Linked DNA regions of Homo sapiens: region 1 is linked to region 2. Evidence: chromatin contacts called from ENCODE Hi-C or POLR2A ChIA-PET data. All regions are on one chromosome and are shown on one strand. The core of a region is the stretch at or near the end of the contact, and the rest is flanking DNA. Distances in the headings are between cores, read along the strand shown. Region 1 overlaps LIPC (lipase C, hepatic type). Region 2 overlaps ADAM10 (ADAM metallopeptidase domain 10).

What was found. Hi-C counts contacts between places; a loop is a spot of excess contacts on that map. ChIA-PET counts read pairs that join two places held with the same protein, here RNA polymerase II (POLR2A). Pooled maps may share reads with other maps.
Region 1: a loop to region 2 is called in a pooled map, with 2.7 times the contacts of the local background. The contact joins two enhancer-like sites. A Hi-C loop is called at or near these places in 2 of 50 pooled maps. POLR2A ChIA-PET finds 5 or more read pairs at or near these places in 3 of 52 experiments (HepG2 and activated T-cell).

Annotation. Positions count from the first base shown.
Region 1 is chr15:58,471,004-58,475,537 of GRCh38, reverse strand. All of the region lies in intron 1 of LIPC (lipase C, hepatic type), which reads right to left. All of the region lies in intron 2 of LIPC-AS1 (LIPC antisense RNA 1), which reads left to right. Among named protein-coding and RNA genes, the nearest start is that of LIPC-AS1, 25 kb to the left of the region's middle. Within about 2 kb of position 1,622, at least 10 of the 41 ENCODE cell types and tissues checked have a DNase peak (open chromatin) inside an H3K27ac peak, as active enhancers do.
Region 2 is chr15:58,721,906-58,726,312 of GRCh38, reverse strand. The region is part of intron 1 of ADAM10 (ADAM metallopeptidase domain 10); the gene reads left to right. Among named protein-coding and RNA genes, the nearest start is that of ADAM10, 26 kb to the left of the region's middle. RefSeq lists an enhancer at 1,731-1,950. Within about 2 kb of position 1,677, at least 7 of the 41 ENCODE cell types and tissues checked have a DNase peak (open chromatin) inside an H3K27ac peak, as active enhancers do.

The DNA of each region.
Region 1 (4,534 bases), core at 373-2,872, 250 kb after region 2:
GGGTGGTTCAGGGAAGATCTGATGGAGAGAAGGTAATAGTTGAGTTGGGTGTTGAAAGAACGGGAGTGTGTTGGGCAGAGGCAGGGAAAAGGTATATTCAGGACACTGCAGGACACTGGAGATGGTCAAGAGGCAGATGGTGAAGGGCCTGGGTGGCCGGGCTGTCTGCCTTTTCTATGGAGGCCACAGAATCTTTTGACAGATCTTGAGCAGGGAAGAAACATGATTACCTTTGCCTCTTAGAAGGATCACCTGGATTATGGTGTGGAAGATGGAGGGGAGAGGGCAGCCAGCTTCAAGCCTGTTGTTGTGGGAGCACAGGCCAGACACTGAAGAGGGCAGTGGCAATGGAGGGGAGCCAGGGGACACATTTGAGAGACAGACAGGAGAAAAAGCCAGCTGGACTTCCTGACCACATGAGGTGGGGGAAGGAGAGAGAAGCCCACAGTAACTTCCCCTGTGGGAAATTCTGACTTGGGGAAGGCCTCTCAGGGTGAGGGCTGAGAAGGGGCCACCACAGGTGGCATTTGAGAACTCATTGGTTTCCTTAGAAAATAGGTGGAGGGATGGTAGCTGGAGATGTGTCCTCTCCTTTGGTCACTGGACAGAGGCCCAGAATCCACGAGGACCTAGCAGCAGTTGCTCTCTGGGATGGGGCAGGTCAGGAGGCTCATTGGCTAGTTGTACTTGCCTCCATGCAGGAGTAGCTTTGAGAAGCCAGGGGCAGCTGGGAGGGCCATGAGTGGAGGAGAATTGCATGCTGAGAGGAGAGCTGAGGTCTCTGAGGATGCTCACCCTGGGCAGAGAGGCCAGGGAACGACCTCGAAGGTTGTCACCCTCAGGGATCCTGCGTACCTCCACGCAGGGATGCTCACTGTGTTCCCCAAGGTCAAACTGATTTGGGCTCAACGTAGGGGAGACCTTGTTTCCTCCTCTACAAAATGCTGATAAATTACCTACATCAAAGATGGTGGAGGGTGGAATGTGAAATTCGTGAAAAGCCTCTTTTTTTTTTTTTTTTTTTCCTGAGACAGGGTCTAGCTCTGTTGCCTAGGTTTGAGTGCAGTGGTGCAATCATGGCTCACTGCAGCCTTGACCTTCTGATCCTCTTGCCTCAGCCTCCCAAGTAAGTAAGTGGGACCACAGGTGGGACCATCAAGCCCAGCTAAATTTTGTATTTTTTTGTGGAGATGGGGTCTCTTTATATTGCCCGGCTGGTCTCAAACTTCTGGGCTCAAGTGAATCACCCTGCTTGGGCCCCCAAAGTGTTGGGATTACAGGCATGAGCCACAGTGGCCCACGTAAAGCCTTTTTACTGCCCCCAGCAGAGAGGATGCACTTCCCAGGGGTGAGATGCCCCTGAAGAAACCGTCCCCTCTTCCCCCACCAAAGGGCCTAGTCCCCTGGAGATTTCAGCAAAGGAGGGTTGGTTGCTTGATGATTGATGTAGAAGGGCTTTGGACCAAGTAACTTAGATGTTACTTTCTCACAGTACGTCTTTGCTGAGTGGGCACATGTACCTGATGTGGCTGCAATGTGTTTTGGCTGAAAATGAGTCATTAATAAAAAAGGTGGGGAGTTTCCTTACCTGGTTTGCTTCAACACAAGATAAGGAATGCAAAACAGCTATAGTCTGGCAGGAAAACTGGACTGAGTGGACTAGCTTGGGGATCGTCAAGACTCTTGATCTTATTGGAGGCAGCTTGGTACATTGCAATGAGGGGGAGATTTGGGATCAGGGAACCTGGGATGGAGCCATGTCTTTCTCCCTTCCCAGCTGTGTAACCTTGGACAAGTCACTTAACCTCCAAGACTCACTTTCCTCCTTCATCAAGTGCTGTGTGAAGAATGCAGGAGAGTGATTTAAGCAAAGCCCCCTAACTGCCTGGCGTCTAGTAAGTACACAGGTAATTTTAGCCAAATCTATAGCTGAACCAGCCGATGCCAGAAAGATATTAACTGGAGCAGTTTTTTCTCCTCCTACCTCCCTGCTGCGTCTTCCTATGCTGTCCCCAGACATTTCCCCTGGAGTTGTGTCTGTGGGTTGTCATTTTGTCTGCTTGCCTTTCATCCTCCAAACGTCTTGTTAATCGCACAGGAAGTGGGTGGGTAATGGGCTTCTCTGTTGTTCCACTGGCCTCCCATTGAGTCTTACAGTTTTGCTTTCCTCACCACGAGGGCTTCTCACACCCTCTAATGACTGTTTTCCTTTCGGAAATGGCATATTTTTAGACAAAAAGCATTTCCTGGGGCTCATCACTGATTCCCTGGCAGATCTCTGACTTCTCAGCAATTTTCCCTGCTTCTCTCTGGTCACATAAAACCCACCCTGGCAGCATAAACATAGGAAATGCAGGAAACACAGGCCCCCAGCAGCCTTCACTACTCTGAGCCAATACCCAGTGCTGATCCTTGGTTGAGGCATGAGGTCCCAGCTGCTGGGACTGCAGAGGCTGTTGCTTCTGGCTGCCGTCCTCCCCCTCCCCAGCTGTCCAGGCGTCCAGCTCCCCTCTGCCAGTGCTAGAGGGTAGGGTGGTAGTGTTTTCAAAGTTAACAAAACCATGCCCCTTTCTGAGTGAAACCCAAGTTCAGATGATTCCCTTCCCCTCTTAGTAACAGCCGTAGTCAGACACACCTGGGTTTGAGTCATGGCTTAGCCCTTGGCTAGCTTGAATGCTCTAAGCCTCAGTTTCTTGGTAAAATGGGGGCAATACTAGCAAACCTCATAAGGCCGTTGTGAAGACAACATGGAATACAGTGGGTGAGTACAATGCTTAGCCCCATGCCTGGCACTTACTTGCCTTTATTTTTTCTGATCTAAATTATTACAATGATTTAATTATAATTTTAAATTTATACAATTTGTTTTATAATTCTTTAAATATAATTATATCTATTTTCCCTCTCCCACAGGCTGTGAGCCCCTTGAGGGAAGGGGCAAGATTTTTTTTTTTTTTTTTTGAGACAAGAGTCTCACTCTCTTGCCCAGGCTGGAGTGCAGTGACAGGATCTTGGCTCACTGCAACCTCCATCTCCCAGGATCAAGTGATTCGCATGCCTCAGCTTCCTGAGTAGTTGGGATTACAGGCGCATGCTACCACACTTGGCTAACTTTTGTATGTTTTGGTAGAGACAGGGTTTCACCATGTTGGTCAGGCTGGTCTTGAACACCTGGCCTCATGTGATTCACCTCCCTCGGCCTCCCAAAGTGCCGGGGTTACAGATGTAATCCTGCTAAGATTTCTTTTTTTTTTTTTTTTTTTTTTTGAGACCAAATGTCACTCTGTTGCCCAGGGTGGAGTGCAATGGTGCAATCTTTGCTCATTGCAACCTCTGCCTCCCAGGTTCAAGTGATTGTCCTGCTTCAGCCTCCCGAGTAGCTGGGATTACAGGCACGTGCCACCATGCCTGGCTAATTTTTTGTATTTTTCGTAGAGATGGGGTTTCACGATGTTGATCAGGCTGGTCTTGAACTCCTGACCTCAGGTGATCCACCCACCTTGGCCTCCCAAAGTGCTGGGATTACAGGCATGAGCCACCACACTTGGCCTGATCTAAGTACCCAGTAAATGTGTAAGGGGCTGAGAAGGGTGAGCTAATGCCTTTATGGCCCCAAAGAGCTATGTCCCCTGCCCTCAGGGAGCTTCACTGGGGAGCCCAAGGGTCATTGAGAGGGGTGGGAAAGGGCACGTGGCTGGACTGGTAGGGCAGTAAGGGCAGTTGTGATTGGGTGAGGAGGGTGGAGGAACTCCAGGTGCCTGCCCTTTCTAAGCCTCTCTACATAATAAATATTGAATAGTCATGCATTTCTATTTGGCTCAATTCATTCATTTGGTTGATTCAGAGTTTTGGAGCACTGACTCCAGAAGTTTCTTTTAGGCAAATCTCCATTCACTATTCAGCTCACCCCTAGATTACTGCAGTGTATGGCACTCAGACTGCCTCTTGCTGCTGCCATGACCATGACAGATAAGGCTAATGGATTACAGCATTCTGTCACCCTTAGCCTGATGTAATCTTAGAGTTCTTCTGCATAAAGCAGCCATTCCTGATGGAATAGAATCCTCACTTGTGTTTAAAGCTACTTATCAGCTGGGTGTGATGGCTCACACCTGTAACCCCAGCACTTTGGGAGGCCAAGGCTGGTGGATCATTTGAGGTCAAGAGTTCGAGACCAGCTTGGCCAACATGGTGAGACCACCCCCCCCCATCTCTACTAAAAATACAAAAAAAATTAGCTAGGCATGGTGGCGAGTGCCTGTAATCCCAGCTACTCGGGAGGCTGAGGTAGGAGAATCGCTTGAATCTGGGAGGTAGAGGTTGCAGTGAACCGAGATGACACCACTGTATTCCAGCCTGGGTGACAGAGTGAGACCGCATCTCAAAAAAAAAAAAAAAAAAAAGAGAAAAGAAAAAAAAAATCCTACTTACCATCTCTGGCCTAGACCTTAGGTCATTGGGTATGTCCTGAGGCCTCCATAAATTTCAAACCTTATAATTTCTCCTGCAAAAATACTACCATGCTTCAATTCTC
Region 2 (4,407 bases), core at 428-2,927:
TTTAAAAATGATTCAATTTTATCTCTGCTATTGGCTTTATGATGATATACCTGTTGTATTTTTTAGAGGTTGTTCAGTGTACAATATCTATAACTTATCACTGTATACTTTCAAATAATATTACTTCACTTCATATGGAGTATATGTACACTGTGTTTCTCCTCTGTTTTCTGTTGTGCTGTTATTGTTACACATTTTAATTCTGTGTGTCATAAATTCCACAGTAGATTGTGTGTTTAAAAAATGTATTCGCTTAACTTTGAAAGAGATTAAAAATGAGAAAATAAATCCTTTTTATTTTCTTATATATTCATTATTTCTGTCACTTTTATTATTTGCATCAGTGTAGGTTTCCATCTGGTATTATTCCTTCTATCTGAAAAACTTTATCATTTCTATTAATGGAGGCTACTAGTGATGCATTGTAAGCTTTGAAGCCCAGAAGGGCTTCGTTTCACCTCCTCTTCTCACCTTCATTTGTGAAAGTTATTTTCACTGGCTATAGAATCTTAGGTTGATAGAGTTCTTTTTTTCTTGTAGTACTTTAAATATGTGGCTGCATTTTCTTCTGACTTAACATAGAGTGTGCTGTCAGTTTTATCTTTGTTCCTCTGTTTATAAAATGTGTCTTTTTTTTCTGGCTCCTTTAGTGCTTCCCTACCCACAGATGATTTTAAGAATTTTTTTTTCTCCCTAGTTTTTAGTCATTAGCTTATGACATGCCTTTATGTGGTTTTTGTTTATTTATTTATATTTTTAATTTTAATTTTTATTTTTGAGACAGGGTCTCACTTTGTTGCTGAGGCTGTTGTGATCATAGCTCACTGCAACCTTGGACTCCTGGGCTCAAGCGAACCTCCTGCCTCAGCCTCCTGAATAGCTGGGATTACAGGTGTGCAATAAAAAGTATTCCTGGCTAATTTTTACTTTTTTTTTTTTTTTTTGGTAGAGACAAGGTCTTGCTATATTGCCCAGCTGATCTTGAACTTCTTGGCCTTGAACAGTCCTCCTGCCTTAGCCTCCCAAAGTGCTGGGACTGCAGGCATGCACTACCATGCCTAATTTTCTTTTATTTTTTATATTCATATAATAAATACGATTTATTTATTTATTTATTTTGTTTGAGACAGGGTCTTGCTCTGTTGCCCAGGCTGGAGTGTGGTGGCACGATCATAGCTTACTGCAGCTTTGACTTCCTGGGCTTCAAGCAATCCTCCTACCTCAGCCTCTCGAGTAGCTGGGACTGTAGGCATGTGCCACTGTGCCCAGCTAGTTTTTATATTTAGTAGAGACAGGGTTTGGTCATGTTGCCCAGGCTCGTCTTGAACTCCTGGGCTCAAGCAATCCACCCGCCTTGGCCTCCCAAAGTGTTGGGATTATAGGTATGAACCACCGTGCCCAGGCTCTGTGGCTAATTTCACTCCACTAGTAAGGTGTTATTTTTCTGAGGACTGTAGCAATGCTCCATACATTACAAGGTCTTTCTTCTCTAGATGGTAGAAATATGAACATTTTCCAGCCCTGTGTGAGCTTTGAGGATTGTTTTGCTTCCTTCTACTGGTGGTTCATTTTTTCTGAGGCGGGAGTTTATTTTCTCACATGCTTAGATCAGTAGTCAGCCAAACCCTTAGGGAACCCCCACTTGAGGTGGCTGGAGCTCTCTCTCTGTTCAGCTTCCTCCTTTCTGACACTCTGGCACATAGATTCTAAATACCTGATCTCCCTGAACTCAGAGGTTGTCTCAATTAAGTGGAAACTTCAGGCTCTTGGTTTCTTCTCCCTGTCATTTGGCCTGGAGACTGCTTACAGGCAGTAAGCTGGGCCAGTTGTAGTAGATCTCACTTCATTTGTTTCTCTTGTCACATCTTTTATCTAGTTTTCTAATTGTTTATGGTGGTAGGCTAAATTCAGTCTCTATTACTCCTGAAGTAGCTAGTGATTTAATAATTTGCATATTTTTTTCTTTTTTACCCTGCCTCCCACCCTAGAATCTGTCTAGTGTGAGTTATGGACATCGTGTCATTTTACCCTTAAATATTTAAAATGAACCTCCCAAAATTTAGAACCTTCTCCTTATAATAACAATGTTGTTGTACTAAGGAAAATTAATATGAATTTCTTTCTTTTTTTTTTTTTGAGACGGAGTCTTGCTCTGTTGCCTAGGCTGGAGTGCAATGGCACGATTTCGGCTCACTGTAACTTCTGCCTCCCGGGTTCAAGCAATTCTCCTGCCTCAGCCTCCCGAGTGGAGACAGGGTTTCACCATGTTGGCCAGGCTGGTCTTGAACTCCTGACCTTGGGTGATCCACCTGCCTCGGCCTCCCATAGTGCTGGGATTACAGGTGTGAGCCATCACGTCTGGCCAATATGAATTTCTTAATATAATCTAAGACTGATTCTGCTTTGTCTAGGATTGTTTCCAAATGTCGTTTGTTTTCTTCTCAATTGGATTCTTTTTCTATTTTCCTTTTATTGTTTCTTTCATGGTTTTTTTCTCCAGTGTGTTTTTACAATGTTATGTTCATGGTTGTGTGTCTCTTCTCTACCCAGTTATTCTTTTTGCTATGATATAAAGTGGGTGAGTTTATTTTTTATTTTTTATTTTTTGAGGTGGAGGCTCACTGTTGTTGCCCAGGCTGGAGAGCAGTGGCGTGACCTTGGCTCACTGCAACCTCCGTCTCCCGGGTTCAAGAGATTCTCCTGCCTTAGTCTCCCAAGTAGCTGGGATTACAGGCGTCAGTCACCACGGCAGGCTAATTTTTTTTTGTATTTTTAGTAGAGACTATGGGTTTCACTATGGTTTCACCACTCTGTTGGCCAGGCTGGTCTCAAACTCCTGACCTCAGGTGATCTACCCACCTCAGCTTCCCAAATTGTTGGGATTACAGGCATGAGCCACCACACCCGGCTTGTGATTTCTTTTTTCTTTTCTTTCTGCCTCTGAGACCAGTGTATTTTTTTTCCGCCTTCCAATCTTAGTTTGAGGGGCTGATTATTTTGTGTTTTATTCACGTTTCTGCAGTCACGGGGCTGTGATCATATATAATTTTTTTGAGAATTCCAGGACTCCCATTCTCTTGAGATTTTTAAATAAGTGAATTGTGTGGCATCTGAGGGCTAGGGGCAACATCAGAAGTCCAGTGTGCCATGCTTTCCTACATTTTCATTAAAATATTATTTCATTCCTTGGCTGCCTGTTTGAAAGATTATATTATTAGGTTATGACCAGTGTTGTATTTAGCACACTGTCTTGAAAAAAGAAAAAAAAAATCCTCTGATTTGGCTGGGTATGGTGGCTCACACCTGTAATCCCAGCACTTTGGGAGGCTGAGGCAGGAGGATCGCTTGAGCCCAGGAGTTTGAGACCAGCCTGGTCAACACAGTGAGACCCTGTCTCTACAAGAAATACAAAAGTTAGCCAGGCATAGTGGTGCGTGCCTGTAGCCTGAGCTACTGGGAAGGCTGATGTAGGAGAATCACCTGAGCCCTGGAGGTCAAGGCTACAGTGAGCCTTGATAGTGCTACTGCACTCCAGCCTGGGCAACAAAGTCAGACCTTGTCTCAAAAAAAAAAAAAAAAAAAAAAAGTTCTCAAATTTGTAGCCTTTTCAATGTCAGTTTCCATGGTGGTGTAAATACTCCCTTCATGGCTGATTTCAAGCTACAAACATAATGTTACAGAGCATGAAGTTGGGAAGGGAACTGACACTCATGAGCATGTATCAGCCAAATTGCTTATCTTTTTTTATTTGATTTCAGTTCTTTTCTTTTTTTTTTTTTTGAGATAGGGTCTCTGTCATCTAGGCTGGAGTGCACTGGCCGTTATCATAGCTCACTGTGGCCTTGAACTCTTGGGATTAAGTGATACTCCCTCAGCCTCTTGGGTAGCTTGGATTACAGGTGCATGCCATCATTCCTGGCTAGTTTTTTTGTATTATTTATTTATTTATTTTTACTTATTATTATTTTTTGTGACAGAGTTTTGCTCTTCTTGCCCAGGCTGAAGTGCAGTGGTGCGATCTTGGCTCACTGCACCCTCCACCTTCCGGGTTCAAGTGATTCTCCTGCCTCAGCCTCTTGAGTAGCTGGTGTTATAGATGCATGCCATCACGCCAGGCTAAGTTTTGTTATTTTTAGTGGAGACGGGGGTTTCACCATGTTGGCCAGGCTGGCCTTGAACTCTTGACCTCAGGTGATCCACTCGCCTCGGCCTTCCAAAGTGCTGGGATTACAGGCATGAGCCACCGTGCCCGGCCTATTATTTACATATATATATTTATTATTTCAGACAGAGTTTTGCTCTTGTCACCCAGGCTGGATTGCAATGGTGCGGTTTTGGCTCACCGTAACCTTCGCCTCCCGGGTTCAAACGATTCTCCTGCCTCAGCCTCCCGAGTAGCTGGGATTA